Linked DNA regions of Homo sapiens: all the other regions are linked to region 3. A link is a loop called in an ENCODE intact Hi-C map of the cell type or tissue named here. Cell type or tissue: IMR-90. All regions are shown on one strand. Region 1 overlaps DST (dystonin). Region 2 overlaps DST (dystonin). Region 3 has its middle 110 kb from the start of COL21A1.

Evidence for each region. Peaks named below come from ENCODE experiments on the same cell type or tissue, not always from the same donor. Only the 100,000 strongest peaks of a DNase experiment are listed, where the experiment ranks them.
Region 1: a loop joins it to region 3, with 3.0 times the contacts of the local background. A loop is called at or near these places in 26 of 110 quality-filtered maps.
Region 2: a loop joins it to region 3, with 5 times the contacts of the local background. A loop is called at or near these places in 5 of 110 quality-filtered maps.

Annotation. Positions count from the first base shown.
Region 1 is chr6:56,539,016-56,547,015 of GRCh38, reverse strand. All of the region lies in intron 61 of DST (dystonin), which reads left to right. Among named protein-coding and RNA genes, the nearest start is that of COL21A1, 300 kb to the right of the region's middle. RefSeq lists enhancers at 3,936-4,355, 4,060-4,825. In IMR-90, a CTCF peak has its summit at 4,176; a DNase peak (open chromatin) is centred at 4,095; H3K4me3 peaks cover 3,972 bases; H3K27ac peaks cover 2,951 bases.
Region 2 is chr6:56,753,135-56,761,134 of GRCh38, reverse strand. The region is part of intron 4 of DST (dystonin); the gene reads left to right. Among named protein-coding and RNA genes, the nearest start is that of DST-AS1, 87 kb to the left of the region's middle. RefSeq lists an enhancer at 1,101-1,657 and a silencer at 3,339-3,388. In IMR-90, a CTCF peak has its summit at 3,286 (motif pointing right); a DNase peak (open chromatin) is centred at 3,314; H3K27ac peaks cover 2,326 bases.
Region 3 is chr6:56,355,946-56,363,945 of GRCh38, reverse strand. It overlaps a transcript of COL21A1 not described here. Among named protein-coding and RNA genes, the nearest start is that of COL21A1, 110 kb to the right of the region's middle. In IMR-90, a CTCF peak has its summit at 4,531 (motif pointing left); a DNase peak (open chromatin) is centred at 4,505.

The sequences.
Region 1 (8,000 bases), 180 kb before region 3:
AAGTTGGTTGTTCTGAAGGCAGTTCCAGCCAGAGATTTTATAATGTAGGATTTTTTGGTAGTTGTTATTTTGTTTTGCTTTTACCTTGATAAACCTATATCACCATTTTAGAGTGATCCAATAAAACAGCCAAACTGCGGTATCTACTGTCATTATTATAGGCCCACCTTTGATCAAAGGAAACCTTCATAATGTATTTTATTAATATGGAAAGTTGCTTAAAGTTGTGTGTGAGAGAGAGACAGAGAAGAATTTGCCTTGTTATGAAATTAGACATTGGTTTCTTGAAAAGAACATTTGAGTGGTAAATGTTTATCTAGGTCTCTAATCATTCATTAATAACAATGTAGGATAAGGAAATGCTACGATTTTAAGTGAAAAGTGTCTGGAGCTGCTCAAGAACTGGATACAACAAGAAAATGTCTGTGCTCACAGATCCTATTCTCACATATCTCCAGTTGTCTTCATTTCAAGCTTTATTTCTTTTGTCAGTATTTTAATATGAAAAGTATTTCCAGATTTTGTTTGTTTTTTTTTTTCTCTGAAGAAAATTGAATAGGGCCATTAACATGTGAGTTGCTTCTGCTTGCTGGATAGCTTTTCTTTAAATGAACTTTTTGACATTTATATATATATATATATATATATATATATATATATATATATATGAAATATGTATATATTTCAATTAATAAGATTTATATATAGAATCATCTTCTGTTACATAGAATTTTTTTTCACTGTCACCAGAAAACCTCATTGAAGATGTGGGAAAGGCATAGTCTTAGTATTGTAGTAACTTACAGGAAGAAGAGCAAGTGCTCATTAAAGATATTAACTAAGGTTCACATCAAGATAAACTCCTGTCAAGATCAGTTGGTGAATCTCTTGTTTCTAAATCGGTTTAGGGCTTTAGGATGAGAATATTCTACTTTCTTCTAAATATAAACTGTATTCCCATGAAATAAATAGTTATTGCATATTCATATGATGCATATTCATATCTTTGGAAACGTTTAGCCATTTATGTGAATAAATTTAATAGTTTGAAAACTAAAAATATAGCATGCCTTCAGTTTTCATTAGCTAATGGCTTATTTGTTTTAGAAAGAACAATTTTTGCTCTTAATGCCTGTTTATGTACTTGCAGCACAAAACGCATATCCCTTGTTTGACTTCTCATCCTGATTTCAAGAGCTATCAGGCCAAGAGTTATTCATTGATAATAGTGCGTTTACTTACATAGACATTTTTCACTTACTGCACATTGAACTTAATACCTCCAATCCTTCAACCCTAAAACCTCCATGTTTCAGCTGATAAAATTGCTCTTTTCTATGAGTAAATAATGTGTAAATAATAATCATAAATGTGAATGATAAAACTTTTCTATGATGTACATTGTTGCACTTAGTGGGAAGACTTTTCAGGGACTTTCCTTTTAAAAGATTTAATTAAACTTTAGGAATATAAAATGAGAAAATATTACTGTTTTGCTTATAATTCAATTAGTAGTTGTGTACTTTTCTGAAATCATCTGCTTTAGTAGATAGTTTAGCTGGATTATATCTAGTAGGCTACAAAAAGTAAGTAAAGCTACATTTTGAAAACAGCATTATGATTTCTGTATTATGAAATAATAGTGTTGGCTATTTTTCAGGAAAACTTTACGTACCTTATTATGTATTTCTCTCATTGTGAAAATGTGAGGGGGCTGGGCACAGTGGGTCATGCCTGTAATCCCAGCACTTTGGGAGACTGAGGCAGGAGGACTGCTTGAGCCCAGGTGTTCAAAACCATCCTGGGCAACAGAGTGAGACCCCATCTCCACAAAAAATTTTTAAAATTAGCCAGGTGTAGTGGTGCGCATCTGTACTTGGGAGGCTGAGACAGGAGGATCACATGAGCCCGAGAGGTCAAGGCTGCAGTGAGCTGTGATCATGCCACTGCATTTCAGCCTGGGTGACAGAGCAAGACCCTGTCTCAGAAAAAAAGAAAATGTGATGGATCTAGATATCATGATTAATATTTAACATGGTTTAATATATCTTGATTTTATTAACATTAGAGGCTATAACATTTATAGTAGCTGTCTAAACCAAATTTTTGGGGAAAAATAAACCAGTCCGGTTCTGCTCTATATATGAGCTCTTACATGTCATCCAGGTAAGACTTTGGAATGTGATTTCAAGTAACAAAGATATATGTAAATTATTGTGACAAATTTTAATAGCACAAATCTTAATGTGAATCAATATAAAAATCAGTTCAATAAAAAAGGAATTTAGTTATTAAATAAGTGGTGTATACTTGAACTCAATTAACTAGGGAATATTTTCCCATAGCACTGTTTACTTCCGAACTGTGTCATGGCCATTTTCTCATTCACATTCCCATTCTAGTGTAAGTGGTGTAAGGACAGTGGTGGCTATGTCTTTACAACATCATTTTTCCAGTGCTTACATGTTGTTTGGCAGACAGTGAGTGCTATTTTTTTGAATCATTTAATTTATGAATGAATTATTTGTGCAGTTTTAAAAATGTACTACCCACCTCAAATGTGAGGTTATATGTTGCTCCTCTTAGCTTTTCATAAGCCTAGAATAATATTGTGCTAATGATTCAGAGTTAGAGTCTAAGGTGAACTGAATTAGAGCCATTCTTTATTATGAAAAGTTCTGTAAGGATCTTAGAGTGTTTAGAGAAAGGCACTCAGAGATCTCAAGGAAACTTTATTATTCATATTGCCATGAATAAGTAGTTTTCTAAGCTTACATATCAAGAGAGCGGCAGCTGGGAGTAAGACTCTTGGCCTCTACTATTTCCCAGTCTAGTGCCCAATCCACTGTTCAAGCGTGGTAAGTATGAGACCATTTTTCTTTCTCTTATCAGTGCCTTATTACAGCCTGTGTGCTTGAACACCACAGAATCAGGTGCTTGTTGAAATATTTCACGTCTTGAACATGAAAAATTGGCATTGATATTGTGATGTGGATGGATATTTTTAAATCTCTTTTTCTTTATAGATAGTCATATATCTAGTCAACTTAATGATGGCCACATACTGAGTTGCATCTAATAATCTAATAATTGTTGAATGGATGAGTTACCGATAGAGTTTTCATTATGAAAAGATTTTTTTAAAAAAGATTCAACTCTTAGATTTATCGAATGAATATTGAGATAACGTTTTCTCATTAAAGGCACAAAAGTTTCCTCCCACATCTTTTCTGTAAAATTAACAAAGAAAGTATAAAGTTGTTTTTACTAGAACTGCCTTCTTCATTTGGAGTTAGCACAGTTTTGTTCATGTTCAAATGATTATTTTATGAGATTGAAGAAAGACCGCTTCATTTGTAACTGACACTCTGACGATGTTTCTTATTTTGTAAAATAGAGAATGTTTAGATTTTATTTAAATAAAACTATTAAATTTCCTACAAAGACTAAGAGTTGGCTTGCTGAATTTATTTTCAAACAGTATTTTTAGAAGGGTGTTCAGTAGATAAAAATCTGTGGAGGTGATTTTGTTTATTAAATATCTGGAGTCAGTGAGTACCACTCTTGGGCCTTGTGTTAACCTCAAGAGTACTGTATGGTTATTAGTAACTACTAATATTCATGTCAGCAGTGCTGAGAGCCCCTCACTGGTAGGAATACTTTACTCTGGAGAACAGTTAGATTTGAACTTGGGCTTCAAAAGGGAACGGCAAAACACTCTCGACTTCAAAGTGATCTGCACTTTGCATCGCAGATACTGCTGAAGCATCAGATTCTTCAGTGTAAAAGTGCGGTTTCAACTGAAGGATAGGGACCTATGTAGCCCCCCTTTTCCCATTTAGTATTCAAATGAGTGCGGTCTCTGGACCTTCACAAAATAATTTCTTCGCGGATCTCCCGGTGCCAGGTTCTGCCTCCGCAAGCCCTACGGATCCCCTCCCATTTTGAAGTAGTCGGCGGGGTTTCCGCGGTGTTTGAACCTGAGCTGTCCCTCTCCCCAGTGGCCGGACTCGGCCTGCTTTGCGCTGATGTCACCACAAGCTGTTACATTGCAGCCTCTCGGCTTCGAGGTACCTCCCACTGAAACCGCTCGCCGACTCCCGGGAAGAAGCGAAAGATGACTGCGAAGTTAAGTCACGGGAGGGCGTAGCACCGAAGTGGTAGAGAGCTGCGGCTCCGGAACGCCCGGCAGGCCCAGAGACGCAGCAGATGGTGCCTGAAGAGAGAGGGCGTTGCTGCAAGCGCCCTGGCTGGAGAGCATGCCTGCCCGGCACCGTGCTGCCCTGAGGAGCCGCGGACAGCCCCGGAGCTCCCTTCCGGAGTTCTTTCTGCTGCCTCCACCGCCACCGTCTCTCTCTAGCCCCAGCTGAAATGAAGGCCATACCGCGGCCACAGAACTTGGTTCAGTTTCAAAGGCTAATGTAGTCCCTGGGTTTTCTGCTCAATGTGAATTACGCTGCCTGTGCCTTAGAGGAAGCCGCGGAGCTCTTCGTTGCTGCAATTGCCTCAGGTGGAATAAGCCTTCCTAAGGAGGACCAGATAAGAATCTTTGGAAATGGCTTTTTTTTTTTTTTTTTTTTTTTTTTTAAAGAAGCTTAGTAGTACACCATGCTTTCTGTTTACTTTAAACGGTTGCTGGATTGTACTGCCCTGGGTGTCTAAAAGTCTGGTGTTTTTTTCTTTCTTCCTTTGAGTAGTTCTGAATAGCATTGAAGAAGCTTAAAACAGGAAGAAAACCTGCCTTTTCAATCAAGTTTATTTATAGCTACTCCCCCCTCCAAAAAAAAAAAGTAAAAGAAAAATGTAACTTTCTCATAACGTTAGACTTAACTTATTTTTCTCTGAAGATTTGTTCTGTGCCTTGATGTGAACAATACCAGGTCCCTGTGTTTGTCTTTTAAATTTCTGGAGCATGGTTTATTTACCAGAATGGTGGAGTTCTGCAAGCCATCTTTAAGTGGATTACAGTTAACCAGAGCTCTGCCGAAATTAACATTCAGGCTGTTAAAATGCTTGCTCATTTGGAAATTTTAATCTGGAAATATCAGACTAAAAAGGGAAATGGACTGACAATGGAATGTTCTGAGTGTTTGAGCCACTGTTAAGTGTGTGTTTGTTTATTTTCTGTGTTTTGGAGTGTGTGAACGGGGACTTTGGGAGCTGGGAAAGGTGGACAAAGGAGATTTTTGTTCTCTGTTATTGATGCACTTTATTGTTTAGAATCATCCTAAAATCAACCAGGTAAAAGGATAGTTGCATTTATACTGATGCACTGCTGATGACCTTAAACACCTCATGTATTATGAAATATATTATTTGAGCATGTGTCTTTATGCTAAAGACACTCCATAGCTCTGTTCAGAAGTATACTTTTTTGGAAGATGCTTTATCTTATTTCTTATCTGTGTCAAGAGCTGCAATATTTGTTTTAACTATCTGCAAAATGGGGAAGCCACTCAGCAGACCAGACTGTTTACGTCAGAATCCCCCATGTGTAGGGAAGGGTGAAGAAGAGGAGGACCTAAATATCGAAGACTGTTACGTCCCACAGCGGTCAATCTATGATACTGTTAGACTAAATGAACAGATAGACTCTGGTTCAAAAGGTAGTCTATCTTCCAGGCATTTTACAGATCGAACTTTACCCTACAGTCACAGAACACTGGATGTTAGTTCTTTATGCTCTAATGGTGCCCTTACTTCTTCCAGTGTATTTGAGCTGAGAGGTCGGGAAGCTAACAAACTAGATGAAAAGATGATCTTTGATGCACTCAAACTAAATAGTGATATCATTCGAACCACAGGATTACCTAAAGCCAAATCTCATGCGGAAAAGAAAGAGCATAGACGGTCATGGCGAATGTTTGTCCCGGCCAATTTTATGGATTATGCAAACAAAAGTGAAAGCTCTTTTGTTGAACCTGCTGATATGTCAGATGCTGTTACCAAGGCCAGCAAGTGCAGATGGGGTACTAATTCTCTCACTTCGGAGGAGGATGACTCTGGTTTATGTAGCCCTCCAGCAGAGAGGGAAGAAAAACAGGGCATTTTAACTGGAGACCAGTCACGAATTAAAAGTTTGTCTTCTACTGAAGATATTCTTGTAACAGACCAATACAGACCATTTTTTTCTGTTAATTCCATTAGCGAACAGAAAATCCCACTGCTTTCATGTCAAAGTGCCCACCCTGATGAAAATTTCAAAATGATTTTACATGATGTTTCTCCACTAGAGGAAGCAAAACATGTAAATGGTCAAAGGGAAATCCACGATGAAAATTGTTGCCTGCAGAATAATTTGAAAGAGAGCCCTGTGAAGTGTGACCCATTAATTATGCCAAGAAATAGAGAAAATGAGCATATTTTTAACCTTGGAGAAGAGGACGAAACATACGGACCTGGAGAATCCCAAATCACAGCACAAAGTAGGGAACTCTTGAAGGATTCCCCTCAAGATTTAGATCTCTCTCACACAGATCTAGGGGAGAGTGATGTAGATTGTGGTAGCACCAGCTTAGTAGAAAATGTGACACTTTTGACACAATATGATTCAGGAGAATGCAACATTGCATCTAAAGAGGAAGTGGAGGCTCCTCTTTCTGCCCAGGAGAGCGAAATGCTCTATAAGAAGTTCTCCCTGAAATTCGTATCAGCAAGAAAGAAAGCAGCACCCAGAAAAACAGGGGCCCAGGCAGGAATATTGGACACAGTCTGCAATGGCTTTCAGTTGGTTCAGGTAATTCATGGAAATATGAAACTCTGCAGTGTCAAAAGTTTGCGGTTCTGCTAAAAGTTTGTGGTTCTGTTTCAGAGTGGTCACTAGTGTTTCTAATAATAATGAAATCCACACTTTTGTTTTGGAGGTTTGACTAGCACCCTGCAAGATGCCACATATTGATAAATGGATAATTATAACAAATTAATAGGGACTGTTTTGGAGAAGAATTGATATTCCCAGCTGTTCAGGGTCCTGTTATTGATTGTGCAGATGGTGGCCATTCCCCTTCATTTAGAAGGCCTCCACTGTGAATATATGTTAATGTTAGGCTTTTACACAAATTGTGGTAAAGACACTGCCATTTAAGAGCCATTATATTGGATTTATTAAGCTTGAACAGGCTTAGTCATGAAGGTACAAACAGTATTATATTGTTATGGCCTGCAAAGTACTCTATCCACATTAAGGACTTTTTTTAATAGGTTGAAAAATTTCTCTCAGGAGCTCTGCATGTGAGAGTAGAGTTATTATGCTGTACTTTGCAGGCATTATAGCTCCCAACTTTTTGTGAGTGGTGAATGAGGTAAGAAAGTAAAGGGTGCAGCCTTGTAATAAGTAGAGATTGCTTGTCAAGCCTGTAATTTTTTTCTTCCCACTCAGATTGAAGTTCAGCTGTTTTGGTACTTTTACTAAACTCTTCTGGTAAACTTGGCCTCAAAGGTAGTTTTATTTTATTTTAAACTTCTCTTCATGCTTGTGTGCTGTGGGTTAGATTAGGGGGAAAGGCTCTCTTCATAGGTATTTTGTTAACATTGAGAGATAAGGAACTTAGACAATATCAGAACCGTTCCTCTTCTCAGTCTGTGAAATAATTGTTCTTGTTAGTTATGCCTTTTTCTTAGACATGCAGTAAATGGCATGCTAATTTAAAAGCTTAGCAAATTAATTTTTTTCTGTAAAGGATATTTCAGTTTATTTGTAGAAAACAATTAAATCTTAGGGGAGTATATACTCTTTAGTAGTTATCTTTTTAAATCCTTAGTATATTTTTGGGGGCACTTTAGAAAACTATCAGATTTACCTAGATCTACTCCAATATAAACCCCTGAAATTAATTTAAAACCAAGACCAGAGGTTAAGGCAATTTAATAGAACATTATTGTTATCCTTTTGTCCTGAAAACTATATAAGAGGGAAAATAAAACGTTTCCTTGAATGTTTATTTACAAGTTCCTGGAATTTAAAAGGTAGCAGTTTTTGTACACCCCCACCCTCCGCCCCC
Region 2 (8,000 bases), 400 kb before region 3:
GGCCTCTCCACAGTGCTGTTTAAGTGTCTTCAAGACATGGCAACTGGCTTCCCCCAGGGTAAGTGATGTAGAAATCAAGAAAGAAACCACATTGCTTTTTATGACCTAGTCTCAGAACTCTAACACAGTTACTTTAGTTATATTCCATTAATTAGTGTCCCTACATGCACAGTGATTGGAATTAGCTCTTGAAGGGAGAAGTTTCCATGTATGGACATGTTTTAAAACCACCACATGAGTTGTCTGTGCAGTTTCACTACACTTTTTTTTGTTTAATCTCAGTCTCATCCATAAAAGGGAGATTTAATTATACTATCCACTTTATGTTGTTATTGAAGGATCTGATGACTTTAATACATGAAAAGTACTCAAAACAATTCCTGGCATATAATAAGTGCTCAGCAAATGCTACCTTTTATTACTTAAAGATATGTTTAGTAGTATTCAAGGTAGTAATTCCTATATTGACAGAATAAGGGAAAATCAAGGATGCATTTTCAGCCACCTTATGGGCAAGAGCTGGGGGCAAATATAATACTTGCTTGTATTTATAATTACCCTGGCACCAAATGCCTTTATCTATGGCCTGATCAGCTTGCTTTTTACTTAACCAAATTCTGGCCAAAAGATCTGAGCTCATAAATATCTGAAAGCTGATACACATTAGAGTTTAAAAAGGAAGAAGATTAAGCATCATTACACAGTGGGTCTTACTGGGGTTTAGTGGCTGATACACATGGAGAGACATACAAAAAATAAAGTAGTATTAAGAGATGCTGGAAACTAATTTTAAATAAGTTTTAAATAAGATACATTAAAAGGTGTATTTTAATAATTCATTCTCAAAGTTGTTTAATGTCCTTACCCATATTACCCCAAAACATGGCTTAATCATGTGGCATTTCTTAGCAGTTCATTCTATGGATTTGCTATTAAATTATTTGCCTCTAGGTACATATTTCAAAGTTAGATATGTGTCTTTGAATATATTTAGAAATGTTCAGACTTGTGCAATTTTCTTTTAAATTTGTGTTCTCTCAAAGTTATTTTCTTTTTTGCTTTTGGGGGACATGGAAGAACCAAAATATCCTTTATATGCTTTTATTTTTTGAGTGGGTATAAGGAGATAGAAATCCTATTATTTGTTAATTTAAAAAATAAAAGGATTTTGACATATGCAGTGCATACTCTATGGTTGGACCACAAAATGATTCTGTGAAACTATTAGATTCTTCAAGGACTCACTTTGCTTAGAGGACAAGAATGGCAGGTGGAAGGAGTGCTCTTTGCCTTGCCTAGAGTGTAGTGTCTTTGATGGGGAGTAGCTGTTTAATGAGAGGCTTTAGGACACATCCAGTCAGATTCACACGCGCCTCTGGAACTCTTTGTTTTCAGGCTGCAGTTCCTTGGCTGTGTCAGCATCTTTATTGTCTGAGCTCAGAAACCCCTTAGTGCACCAAACCAGGAAGGGAAACTGGCAGCATGCAAATGACTGACAAAGGGATTGTAATATATTAGAGGTCTCTGATAGTCATTAAAAATTTTGAATGGAAAAAAATATGCCAGCAGTTAATAATATCAAATAAATTAAAACTACAAAGTCATTCCTGTAGCTGTAAAATTAGTTTCTTGAGATAGACGTTTTTGCTACTTGTGGTTTTTGATTTATTTATTTATTTATTGGGATGGAGTCTCTCACTCTGTCACCCAGGCTGGAGTGCAGTGGTGCAATCATGGCTCACTGCAACCTCTGCCTCCCCGATTAAAGCAATTCTCCTTCCTCAGCCTCCTGAGTAGCTGGGACTACAGGCATGTGCCACCATGCCTGGCTAATTTTTTTTGTCTTTTTAATAGAGACAGGGTTTCACCATGTTGGCCAGGCTCTCCAACTCCTGACCTCAAGTGATCCGCCCACTTCGGCCTCCCAGAGTGCTGGGATTACAGGCGTGAGCCACTGCGCCTGGGCTGATTTATTTTTAAATATTGGGGTACATAAGTATTCTTTATAAATTTGCTGCAGTGACCCACAATAATAGTGGCTTTAAATGATCATTTGTATTTCCACTTATGTAGCAGTCGAGAGGTGGGGAGTGCAGGATGATAATGCAGCTCAGCTTCATGAGGTCAGCCAGGGCTGGTATGATGCTCAGGGTCAGGCGCTGTATGGGTTTTAAAACATGTGTGCAACTTCTTTGCTGCTTTTCCCATTGTGCACTCTGGTTGAATCTGGTTGGGCACCTGGCTCTCTTGTAACCAGTAGAATACCACATGACTTTCATGGTTATGTCAGGAAAGGTGATGCAGCCTCTGCCTTGCTGCTGGGTCCGTTGCTTTTAGAACCTTGAATTACCACAAAGTAGTTTGACTACCTTGAAGCTGCCATTCAGTGAGAAAGTCAGGCCACATGTAGATGACACCTGTGGCTGTTCTCGCTGACTGCTTCAAATGAGGTTCCAGCCAATAGTTAACATCAGCCACCAGCCATGTGAGTGAGGATGCCTCCAGATGATTCCAGTCCCCAGTGGTCAAGCCACCCAGCTGTTGAGTGTTACTAGCTGAGGCCCAGACATCATGGAACAGCAGCAACCTGCCCCCCTTGTACCTGGTTTGAATTTCTGACCTACAGAATTCTTGAACATAAAAAAATGGTTGGTTTTCATAGTTGAATTCCAGTGTAGTTTGTCACATAGTAACTGGAACAGGGACCCAGGTTCCTTTTGTCACATTGCTTTGCCATCTAGGTTGTTACTCTTACATGTTTTTTTAGATGTTTCACCACCACATCTGCATTCCAGCCATCTGGATTGAAGAAGTACAAAAAAAGGCACTGTATTCCCCTTCAAGGGCCCTCCTCAGAAGTAGCACAGTCACTTCTGTTCTCATCTCAATGGCCACAGCTGAACTGGAACATAGCCACATCTAGCTCAAGGAAGGCTGGGAAATGTGTATTTATTCCTTGTGTATTTGCACCTAGCTAATAATTAGAGAATTTGTTTCTTTGAGAAAGAAGGATACAAGGATATGGGGAAAAGTTTCTGCTACAGTTGTACGCGCTTGATTATACCAAGTTCTTTACTTTGTGCTGTATTAATGGTAGTTGTTTCTTTCCTGGGAAATTTTCCATTTCAAAGAGCTCTTAGTAGTAGGTTTGTTGGAAAGCATTGTATTTGTGGGTAGGATTAGGTTGGCTAATATTGGTTCTATTTTGCACATGAAAATGAAACAATAGTAACTTTAAGAGAAGGAAGTTTACTTTTCTCTTACTTGAGAGAAGTCCAGCAGGAGGCAGTCCAGGACTGGCATGGTTATAGCCACCATCCACAGAGGCTCCTTACTTCTTGTTCCTGCAGACTTAGGCTGCTGCTTTGTGGTCCTAGATGGCTGCTTGAGCCATATTCATCGGGTCTGTGTCCCCAGCCAGTAGAAAGGAGGAGGGAAGGAAGAAGGGGCAAGGGGCTCATGCCAGATGTCTTACAAAGAAAATTTCTAGAAGCTGCCATATAACACATTAGCTTTTATTTCATTTACTGGAACTTTGTTATTGAAAGTAAGGCTGGGGAGGTGTAGTTTTATTCCAGGCTACCATGTGTCCCCATCAGAATCAGGGTTTCTTTTACTAGGAAATGTAGCACAGCTCACAGCTGTGAGTCCACAGCTCACATCATATTCCTTATACTGTCAATTTGAAAAGAGCTATGTGGTTTGCCAGAACTTGGGCCACACTGTATATTGCACCATAAACAGAATGGTTAGAAACTGTGCATTTCAGAATGTTGTGATTTACGTTTGTGTTCACATAAAACTTCAGCCATTCTTTCCCCATTATTATAAACACTTGGGTTTGTAGGGACATCTGATGTTTACTGGCAGATGACATGCCATGTACAGACTGTCAGTGTTTTAGCCTCAACTCTCAAAGCCTTTCCTGAAAAAAATAAATCCCATTTCTAGTGTATACATAATAGGGCCATCTGTCACTGTTTCTCAGTTGTTTAAAGTTGCATTGTTTGAAGTCCTGCTTTTCTAAAAGTGTATTTTTTTTTCTTCCTGGAACCATCTCTGTTCCTTTGCTTTAAAATGAAAATAGTCTGAATGAGTATTTTAGCCCTTTCTGGAATGAGACTGAGCTTGCTGCAAGGCATTGATTCATCCAGTATCACATACAGTTGCTGAGAGCTTTTGTCTTATTAATACTTCTCTTGAAAAAAGACCATGACTCTTTGTTGTTCTCTGTATAAAACCAACTTTTCTGCCCTGTGTACTAGGCTTGAAAGATTTAATTCATGATTGAACTTGGAAATGCAGAGAAAATATTGTCTTTTATGGCTGATCTAGTCATCTTTATGAGTTTCACCTTCTGATTAGTGAGAAAATGTACTAAAATTGAATCTGTTTTAAAGCATAGTCTGATGTGGCAAATCGAACAGTCTCCTCTGATCTTTGTTCTGTCTTAGATAAAAATGCTTGGTTGTTGAAGGCAGCTTCCTCTCCCTCTCTTTTTCTCTGCGTGTCTTGAGGGAGAGATGTGGCTTTTGCAACCTTGCATTTCTGGGGAAAACACTGTGCTCATTCCTGCCAGCGTCTTTATCCTGGCTTTTAGGACCCCTGCTTCCTGGGTGATTTGTACCCCTTTTCTGTCTTGGATGCCTGGCACCTTGTGGGCCACTGATTCTTAAGTCAGCTACCAGTGAACTCTGGCCCATTCTTGTGACTCAGGCCGTGTCCCACATTGATGTGACTTCCCCTTGGCTTTCCACTAGTGCTCCACACCCATCTGCAGTCTTTCTGGGATGCTTGATTGTTCCTGGCCCATGTGATCTTCTCTGTATCCCTTGCTAGAGAGCCCCCTCTCCCTGCTAGGATGACCCCTCTGGGAGGTGTCCCAGCCAGACACACAGACACTTCTGTGTCTGGTCTGTACCAAGCAGAACCAAGGGTAGCCTCCTTTACACGGTACCAGATAGGGAGTGGGTCAAGAGCCCCCTGTGCCTTCCACATCACTCCTTATTCACTGAATGCACCTCCTCCTCTCAGGGCCAAAGCCTGAACAGGAAAAATTAGTCTTGACTCCCCTCTTGACTCCGTCGTCTTTCTCCTACATATACTATATCATATCCTCCTTTTAGCTAGCCCTATGGCTCTGCTGTCATCGCTGGAAGTGGCGTGTCTTTTCTACCCTGGAGAAGAGCTAGATCAGGCCCCTGATTAAAAGGAGGCAGGGAAGGGAGACAGAAATAAAAGCAATTTGGAAACATCTTTCCAGGCAATAGTATGGCTAGCAAGGCTATGTGTCTTGCTGAATAATCCTATTTTATAAACCAGAAATGGTTATTCCTGTCTTTTTATAGAATTTCTATAATCTCTTTTTTAGGCTGATAAACACTTCATGCCAAAAGGCAAAAGAGAAAATGGGAATAAATTTCAAAATATTATTTTATAATACTTGCCTTAAAGTCTACCAAAATTTTTGTCTTCTTAAACTTTACATCATCAAAGTCAGTCTCTGAGCTAGTAGTGTTTAGCAAGAATAGGGGATTTGGTAATCTGAAGACCTGTGATCAAGCCTTGATTACGAGATCAGTGATAAGGATAAGCTGCTCTCATTGAGTAGTACCTCAGTTTCTTCATCTTTAAATGTAAGTATCTGCCTTACTTACAGAGTATATGTGAATGTAAAGTGGGGTAATTACATGAAAGTATTCTGCCAATGCAGTGTGATTTTATTAATACTAGTTTCCTTGTCTCACATTATGCTCATTTCCATTTGTGTATTTCTGCTACTGCTACCTACAATTGTCTTCTTAAATTTTACATAATCAAAGTCAGTCTCTGAGCTTCTAGCTACCCACAACTGTGCAACTCCTGTACAACTCCTCCTGCGTGCCCACAGGTCTGTTACAAGTACTCAGGGTTACACTGGTAACTCTTCTCTCAGTCCCTATTCTGCATGTAGTCAACCGGTTTCCTATTTAGTGTCTAATGTCTTGTTTTTTTTTTTTTTATTTTCTTCATTAGATTTGAAATGACTTGATGGCAAGGAATATATACTTTATATATGTTTTATACATTTCATACATTTTCTGGTATTTTTTATAGTCCTGGAATGTACTTCGGAGCTGAAAAAAATAGACATTACTTGGTATTACTATAAGCTAGTGAAATAGAAGGGATAATCCAATTATATTTTCTTTATAATCCTGTTGTTTATCTCATTCCTTTCTGATTCTGAAGAGTACCTAACTTCTGAATAACTTATACTAACTGAAATTATTCAGGACTTATGAACTAAAGAACATATGTTTAATTTAAATACTTTATCCATATCTAGTTTTGACTGTTAGAAAATATTTTTAGGTTTTACAAATTTATCTTGGAACCATGAAGTCATTTATTTTACCACACTAAAATATTCATGGGTCAAAGATTTAATTTTTTAATTTTTTTTAAGAGTTGATTTGTTTGAATCCAGCTCTAATATATGTAACATTTTTATTTTAGTGGCTGTGTTTACATAGCTCTTGGATCTTTTCAGGGGCTATATCTTCAGTTTCTGTAATTCAGCAGATTTTGTCTATATTTTGCTAATAAATATTTATGAGGTTGCCATGTGGGAGAAACTAGTGATAATGAGAATGGTCTGTATTTAGAAGCAATTGAGCACATTTACTCTCAAGGACCTGTGATAGATGACATGCTAAAGTAGATTAAATGAAGTCTGGATCTCTCAATTAAGAACATAGAACTTAGAAAGAATCAGTCACACAGACCCCATCGCAGAAATAAAATTTCATAGAAAAATTGTATAAATTCAGACAGAAATCTGCCTTTATTATGAATGTTACTTATTTTGTTTACACTTTTTAAAAGGTTAGCATCTACAAATAAGTTACGTATTTCTTTTGTTGAATTAATTGATTTCCTTTTAGAAGTTGTACTTTATAAATAAGTTACTTTACTCTTACCAGAGATCACTTGGAATGGCATCTATCACTATATATTCTTCAGTTTCTTTCTTATTCCTATTGCTAAAAGAAACCGAAAGTCATTTCTTTTGTAATTGAAAATTTCATTATCAGTGGTATGAAGTGAATTTCCAAAATGGCTCATGTAAACAAAAAGCTCCATTTTAAGAAGCATTACTGTGTTCTTTGTTCTAGGCTGCATTTTGGAACCATGGACATTTCACTGGCTATGCTGTTATGCTGTTACTCTAACTGGACAATCAGTTGTGTTTTAAGGGTAGACATAACTATGAACAAGTGTCTAGTTAATGAATATGCCTCCATGATACATGTCCTGTTGCCACTTCCAAACCTCATTTTGTTAACTTGTGCTTACTCATTTCATTTTTTTCCTAAACATTTTCTCCAGAGAACTTTGGTTAACTTAATTTAAAACAATAGGTTTCTTGGAGTCCCATTTGATAATTCTGTGGTTACTAAAGTAGATAGAGATTAGCAGAAGCCAGAAGGATGCCTCTGATGTTGCCATTACTAGATTGCAGGAAATATTTGAGATCAATGCATTTAAGTCTATCAAATAGCACTAAGAAGAACTACAGTTTTATGTTAAGCATTCTCTTAGGTGCATAACATTCATTATTTCTTTTTAGCTTCTATGCAAGTGTTTGAAATGGGTGCTATTTATCCCTATTTTACAGATGATGCAAATAAATCTTAGGGAGTCTTTAATAAGACTGTTGCTTTAGCCAATAGAGTTAGTAGCAGAGTGGGGATTTGAGGTCTGGTATTTCTGCCTTTGAAGTTGGTGCTCTCTAAACTGAGAGGAAAATGCTTATATGCAGCCATTTGAATGTTCTGTTCACTGTTTTCTGTTGCCTTCCTGATAGACTCCCAGCTTTTTAGCATGGCATATCTTTGTAGGTGTTTTATTCTAGTGTAGCCATTCATGACTCTTCTGTATGCATTGCATACCATATCCACTCTCACAGTTATGCCTTCTTCTACCTTATACTCGCCATATCACTGCCTCCTACGTAA
Region 3 (8,000 bases):
GTCCCAGTAATTACCTGCCCATTGATCTAATTTTTGTTCTGACTTGTCACCTATTAGCAATATAGGCATTCTTGCTTTTAAATCAGAGGTTCTCAGATTTCTGAAGTAGTTCTCTTCCAAGGAAGGCACAGTCCCCTTGGGGGTTGTTTGGGAATGTGTCGGGGGGTATTTTGGGTTGTCCAGTCAGATTTTATCAGGCAGAGAGCAGTGATGCTAAGCTTCCTGAAACACACAGGACAGACCTGTTCAGTATAAGATCTCCTCACCCCAAATGTCCAAGGTGAGTTTAAATGGACAAATATTACCCAATACCTCCCTCTCAGTCCTGATGGCCCCTCCTAGGAACTTCACTTATCTCTGGATGAAGCAAATCTTCTGAAACACACAATCACCTGGTAATGCCACAGGGTGACTGACCTCAAAATGGCTCCCACAGTGATCTGTGGCACAACAGGACCACCTAAATGAGTCCAAAGACCTGGATTCAAGTCTCATTCTATCATTTCCTAGTGGTGTGGCCTCTGCTGAGTGACTTAACCTCTGTAAGCCTCAGTTTTCAGATCAGAAAAATGAAGATATGAAAACATACCTCACAGGGCTGTGCAGATTAAAATAGACGATAAGTGTGCAATCACTGCAAATAAAAAGCTCCATACACATGATACTTATTACGTGTATATGACCTGCTGCTTCTGCTGTCTGAGACACTTAGGAGAACGAGGCCTAAGCCTGGTTCCCAGAAGGCTAGGAAGTGAGCTTTGCTCTCCAAAATCATGCATTCGTTTATGAGTTTAGAGAGGACAATTTGTCTCTCCATTTCTTGGGCACATATGTAGGACACTCATTTTGAAGGCTGTGCATAACAGATGTCAAACATTCATGTTTCTAGGAAGAATGCCCCAAAGAAGTTACTGATTGTCTCTTCTGGCTTTTGGTAGTGCCTGGCCCTGATGGAGATTCAGGGCAGAGATGTTGCAAAGAAGGTGGGAGAAAGGCATCATTGTGATAAGCCCTGGAAATATAAGGGGCAATGTGGGCGTGGGGGGTAGGGTTTGCTGCCAAGTGGAAGAATTAATAAAGTTTTCAAATACGCACCGGCCCGGGACCTGGGATCAAACACACAAACAGCTAGGGACTTGCACAGCAACAAGAGAAGGCTGCTGAGGTTCTTAACAGAGGGGCCTAGGTGGTAGAGGTGGTGGGAGTGGGGAGGGCTGATCCAGGCAGACTGTGTATAAATGCTGGCAGGAATTCAGGAATGAGAGGGGTTGTGCCCGTGTGGAAAGTAGAGAGAGGTGTCTTCATGGTAAGTGGACTGGGGGAGGAGCATATCTTTGAAGGAAAGGCCGAGAAGGAGATGTCAGAGGGAGAGCCAAAATCAGCGTTTCTTAAACATGGGGCCACTGCTACTTTGAGTAAATTTAGTAAAATGTATTTGAACAAATTTAGTAAAAGTCTCAATATTTTAAACCATTGAGTCCTTTACCTACTGGTCTATTTATAAATCAGGGATCCCAAATTATTGGCTTGATCAAATTGGCAAAATTACTTATTTTATTTAAAATTAAAAAATAATACATACTTATTGTAGAAAATTTAGAAAATAGAGCTAAGCAAAAATAAGAAAACTTAAGGCACTCATAGTCCCACCACACAGAGATAACCATGGTTAACATTTTAGTGAGTTTTCTTCAGACACGATTATACATTTAAAATATAATAAATGAGATCATACTTTATATAATTTTTTTCACTTGCTATACTGCTAGTATCTCTCTAGCTTGGCTGAACTTGCTACTTGTCAATGGTTTGTCATCTGGCAATTTCAGGGTGCCCCTGTGGTAGTAGGAGATGGTGGACGGGTCGGGGGTGGATTGGGCAAGGGTTTCCAGGGGCAAGCGCTCATTGTGTTCAGTTAACCTGGAGACCTGATTCATATCCTCTTAGTGACCAGGAAGGTGACTGTTCCTGATGGAAGGCCAAACAGCCAGAGAGCCAAAGGAAAAGGTTACGTCTGTTTGAAAACAATGCTTGATATCCTTGTGGATGAACCATGGACACTTTGAGCTGTGCTTCCTTACACAGGCTTCAGTAGAAATGCTACTTAAAGAGATATTGGTTGCCTTTGTGTTGTTTATGTTGTAGAAAAGAACACACACACACACACCACACACACACACGCACACGCACATACGCAGCCATCACTCATAACCCCACAGAGATAACTGCTTTGACTTTTTGATTTTTTTTTATGCTTGGATCTTTCGTTCCTAATTTAAAATAATTCTGCCAACCAGAGTTTCCTATTATTACCATTTTGGTGCCATTATTTTTAAAACCAAAATTGTAGTTATTCTGATTTGGAGCTTCTTTATCTTCCTGTAGTAACCAAGTGTTTTCCTTAAGCCACTGGATAATCTTCTACATCATTTCAAACAGGTACCTGATAGTCCACTGAATGGATTATAAGGATGAAAAATAATCCTTTGTCACTGAGCATTTAGGTTATTTCCAACTTTAGGCTTGTTTTCCAATAATGTTTATAATATTAAAAATAAAATTAAGCAAATAGTTGTGCAACCTGCAAACAAAATCATGATCACTGAATACCCTGGTTATTCTTTTATGAGACGGAGCATGACATGGAAGAAACTCAGGAGACGGACATCCCACTGGCTCTGCTTTTGAGGATGTAGTTTAGTCTCATCCTCGTTTTACAGTGTAGAGAACTGAGAGTCAACAAACTTGAGTTACCTCTCCCAACCACAGAACAAGCAAATCATAAAACCCGAAAGTCTCTGACTTGCTGTCTTATGCCCTTTATTTGGTTAATATTGATTGATTGATTGATTGAGACGGAGTCTTGCTCTGTCACTAAGGCTGGAGTGCAGTGGCGCAATCTTGGCTCACTGCAACCTCCACCTCCCAGGTTTGAGCGATTCTCAGCCTCCTAAGTAGCTGGGATTACAGGCACGCGTCACCACAACCTGGCTTATTTTCGTATTTTTAGTAGAGACGGAGTTTCCCCATGATGGCCAGACTGGTCTTGAACTCCTGACTTCAGGTGATCTGCCCACCTTGGCCTCCCAAAGTGCTGTGATTACAGGCATGAGCCACTGCGCCCAGCCTATTTGGTTAATATTTAAATCCAATATTCTTAGATCTAAAAATACAAATAAGAAAAAAGGTGAGGGTTGTTGCTGATAATAATTCCAGCATCCTTTCTACCTGAGACTTATAGAATCATATTTCTGTTATTTAGATACATTTCCACTTATTTTAGGGATGGTGCCCTGGAAAGATACCGTATGTATTTGGTGTTGTCAACCTACACGATTTTGGTTTTAAATCTTTTCAATGCCTTTTTAAATTCATGCTGGCAACTTTTTGCAAAAACGTTTTTACCTGTTGCTATTGCATTATTCCATCCCCTTCCATTTTGGTTTCTATTTCTGTTAACTCTTGCCACCACATCATCACTCTGAGTCCTCAGGTTCACAGTGTTTATTATGGCTTAGACTCTTCTCATATTTAATAAAAGGGCCTGTTCATGTCTTTCATCGGGTTTGCAATAATCTCAGTATCATGCACATCCCTGAGTCTAGCATCTGTTCTCCCTGACTTTGCAATTTTGAATTCTGCTATTGTAACCTTCAAAGTGGTCCACATCACATCAGTGTGAAGTCGAACAGATGCCATGGCACAATGCAACTGGCTTTACTCTCTTTATGTGCTCAACCTATTCGGTGGTAGATGTGACACGACCCTCCCTCCACTCCCCTGTCACTTTTAGTAGTCTAAGCCTTCTGCTTTCTCATCACCATTGTATCTTCAAGGACTTCCAATTCCAGGAGAATGATTTAAAATCCTGTGAAAAAGAATCAGTGCTTCAAAACCTCTCTCTGTCATTCTTTTTAGGTCAATAGAAATGTTCATTTATGTGATTATTTGCAGTGCAAATACGATTATTCAGTGATGTTTTGAGCACATCATATCTTGCTAGTTTATTATTCCACAGTTTGCAATGACTCTTTGCAGAAGGAAGATCACAAATTAGATTAAGGAATATGTTTCATTTCCTTCGATCTAGGACACGGATAGGACTTCAGAGACTCCAGCAATTCTCCTTTGTCTTGCTTTTCAGACTCACATAATAGAACATCAATCTTGCAAAGGATCTCTCTGCCAAAACCACTGAGTTTAATTTAATGCACTACTTGGTCAAGACTGGAAGTCTTTATCTTCCATCCTCCATTAATATATCAATCTTAAGCATGACTGAAAAATGGGTACATTACTCGTAAAGATAAATTTGTGCATGTGCTCAGAAATGTCTCCTTTAGAATAATCAATAACAGATGTCCGATTGCCTCATATTTTCAGGTTTGAAATGTGACTTTATTAATGTAATAACGAATTACAGGACATAAACAGAAAAAAACCCAAACCAACCAACCCCCACCTACTTCCATGATCTGATTCAGGGAACTGAGTTGAAGAAAGGTATTGTGAGGTGCTTTGGTGCCCTCTGGTGGGTAATCATCTGAACAACACAGACGGTGTTTTAGTCATAGTTCATTTTGAAGGGGCCTTGGAAATCTGTTCCAATCCCCAAACTATAGGAGACAAAACAGAGCCCACGGGGCCCAGTGACTGGTGCAGAGTTCCAGGAAATCGTAATCCCGTGTCAGTCTAACTTGAAGCATTCTTGTTAAGGTTACTGGATAAGTATATAATTATCATATATTTGAAATTGTTTTCAGAAAATATTATCAGAAAAATTCTTCCACAGAGTAATTTTGGTGTGGAATGATCTGATGTATTTTATGATAACTTTTAGACAATGAAATTATATTTTAGAAGTGAATTATAGTCAGTTTAAATACTTACTAAATTCTATGAAAGTTTTGAGAAAAATTATTCAATATATTATAGATAGAAAATGTGACATTGATAAAATAGAAAAATTGCCAAGCTTTAACCAAACATCTGTTGAATGGAATTTTTTTTTTAACCATTGGGAAGGGAAAATACACCACATTATACTGTTGGATAAGACAAAACTTCTACACATATTCCTATAGCTCTATTTATCCATTTGACCATAACGTGCATTTTCATGCAATTTAAAATATTAATAAATGTGACTTTTCCAGAATATTTGGAGATTTTAGGCTTTTTTCTTTCTTCTTTAATTTATATTCTTTGAGTATCTCTCCTGACTTGGGGACATGTTTGGTAGAATTCCATATTTTAATGCTAAACTTTTCTTCTGATACAATTTAAATTCCAGCAAGATTTAATCAAAACTGCTAGAAGCTTAAAAACATACAGAATTGAATTATGGATTGTGTATACCAGTGGGTTGGAGTTGTTTTAATTTCTATTTTTCTTTCTCTTTCTGCCTCCTTAGGCTGTTGAATTTTACCATGTAGACAAGAGATCTAGGGAAAGAGGAGAAGGGAAGATATAAATCAAATTACACTTTGCAATCATCGTTTGAAGATTCAAATTCAGACGTGAAATCAATTGTTTAGAGAGGACATTTATGTTCAAATTGTAATATAACATCGTCTGTCTCAAACTTGGTTTGGGGTTTTTTTTTTACATATTAAAATTTCAGATTATCTTCAAATGTTGCTTGATTTGATTCAATCAGATTTGGCAACTAAAAAGTCCTAACAACAACAGCAAGAACATCTACATCTCGTTGAGAATGGACTAGGTGTGAGCCACTGCACTTGGCCTTCTCTATATTGCATTCCCTGAAACCTAAAACCGTATCAAAAGTGACACATCATCATTTTATATACCCCTTAGAAAAAAAGTGCAACTGAAATATTGCTAAATGATTTAATATCACATAGAATGTCATTGTATATATATTGAAAGAGCTGTATTAGGCTTAGCTAGACATTGATTCTTTTATCAGATATCACTCTTGTGCATGTATAAAAAGGTAAGTACGAAGAAATTGAGGTATTTCTAAACGTTTTTTGCATTCAGTCTATCTTCACTGAATCACTCTGACTCAGAATTGTTGAGGTTCTTGTTTCACTACCAGTATTGTCTTCTGTGGGTAGCACAGCATTTTTTAGAAGATGCCTATTATCTCCCATGCCACTGATACCTCTTCTGCAAGGCTTGGCATGCCGTGAAGCATTCTTGAGGTGTCAGCAGAAGGTTTCCAGAGAATAACCAGGACCCAAACTCCTTTCTCAAATGGTTCTGAGAACTTTGTTATTGTTTTCTGTCATTGCTGAAGATAATTAAAATTTCTCCGTGGCAGAGCCCTGCTGCCCAATTACAAAAATAACATCAACAGATCAATCTCCACAATCCTGAAGCAATCATGGCAGCTTTGATGATTTTGGTACAGGATGTGGTGAAAAATGTTATGGAATTCATCTTTATTTGTTTTTCAGAAATCACAATCAGAGCCCACTTACATTTTATGCGTACTTTCACACATTGTGTAGTGTCTTGTGTATTTCTTTCACCTCCACTGGAAGTTGAGTTCCAGTCATGCTACCAGTGTTAGCGAGTTTGTGCATGGACAGGCGATGATAGCTACATGCAGCTACACTCTTACGGATGGCAATTGTAAGATGCTGTAGATTGTAAGATACACTTCCATTTTGGAGATGTCAGACATGGGGAGACATAATTTTTTGAATCAGTGAAGTATGATGTGGTACTCTTTAATTTCCATTATAACCTTGTGAGGTAGATACTGTTTTCTCTAATTTACGGATTATTCAGTGAAACTATAGCACTAAAGGAAGATTTAAGAATACAGAGAACAGACTTTGCAAGAGGAATGGTTGCTTTGAGTTAGTCCTTTCTAAGCAATTAGAAGAAATGAGGAGTGATTGTTTCAGTTCATGGGACCTGGTATTAGGTATGTATCCTATTTACAAAGAAGTAAATTTATGATATATATTGTCTTTAGTGGGCCCAGAAAAAAAATGCACAGAATACTGAAGAATGTGTAAAAGTACTGATAAAATGTAACTGACCTCTAGTTTTGATTTCTGAAAAACAAATAGAGATGCATTTCATAACATTTTTTTCATTGTCTCCTGTACCAAAATCATCGAAGCTGCTGTGATTGCTTCAGTATTGTGGAGACTGAACTTTTGATGTTATTTTTGTAATTGGGCAGCAGGGCTCCTCCATGGAGAAATTTTAATTATTTTCAGCAAAGATCCAAAAGCTTCTTCAGAGAGAAGTGCTTCACAGCAGGAAATGGTGGCTAAGAGATTCATCCTATCGAAACAAGAATGTGTCAACAAATTTTCCCAGGCGTGTGCCAAGGAACTGCCTAAGGAATTTAAGCTGCCTGCAAGTTGTCACCATCTGGCCACAAAGGATACCTTTTATGAGAAAATCATGTTGTTATTCCATAAGGCAGTCATTATTTTATGTTGGCCACATTTCATGCAACTCAGCCCTCTGTTTTTAATGTGAAGACATTGGGTAGAAGTAATATCTTTTTGTCTCTTTGGGGGGCAGAGGGGAGTGAGTACCCCTGACATATAGTGGGTAGAGGCCAAGGATGTTGCTAAATATGTCGCAGTTCACAGGACAATCACTGCCTCTCTGTCCCCGCCCCCAACCAGGAATGATCAGGCCCAAAATGTCAATAGTGCTGAGATTGAGACATCTCAGTCTAGCCCCTTATAGTACTTCAGCTCCTACAAAATAGCATCTCTTCTGGAAAGCCTTTTGGGTGCCTCTTCCATGAGCTGCCTGGCATCCTATGCTCACTGCCTTCACAGAACTCATTATTCTGTTCTTGGTCTCTATTATGTCCTTAGAAACTGGCATTGTGCTTGAATACATTACATTGGTTACAAATGAATGACAGAAATTTAATTAGAACTAGCTTAGGCAAAATAAAGAATCTCAGGAAATATTGAAAAACCCAGCTTCAGCAAGGTCCGAATCCATTTCCTCCTCAGCTTCTGCATCCTAGTCTTCCACTTTTTTGGGAGCTT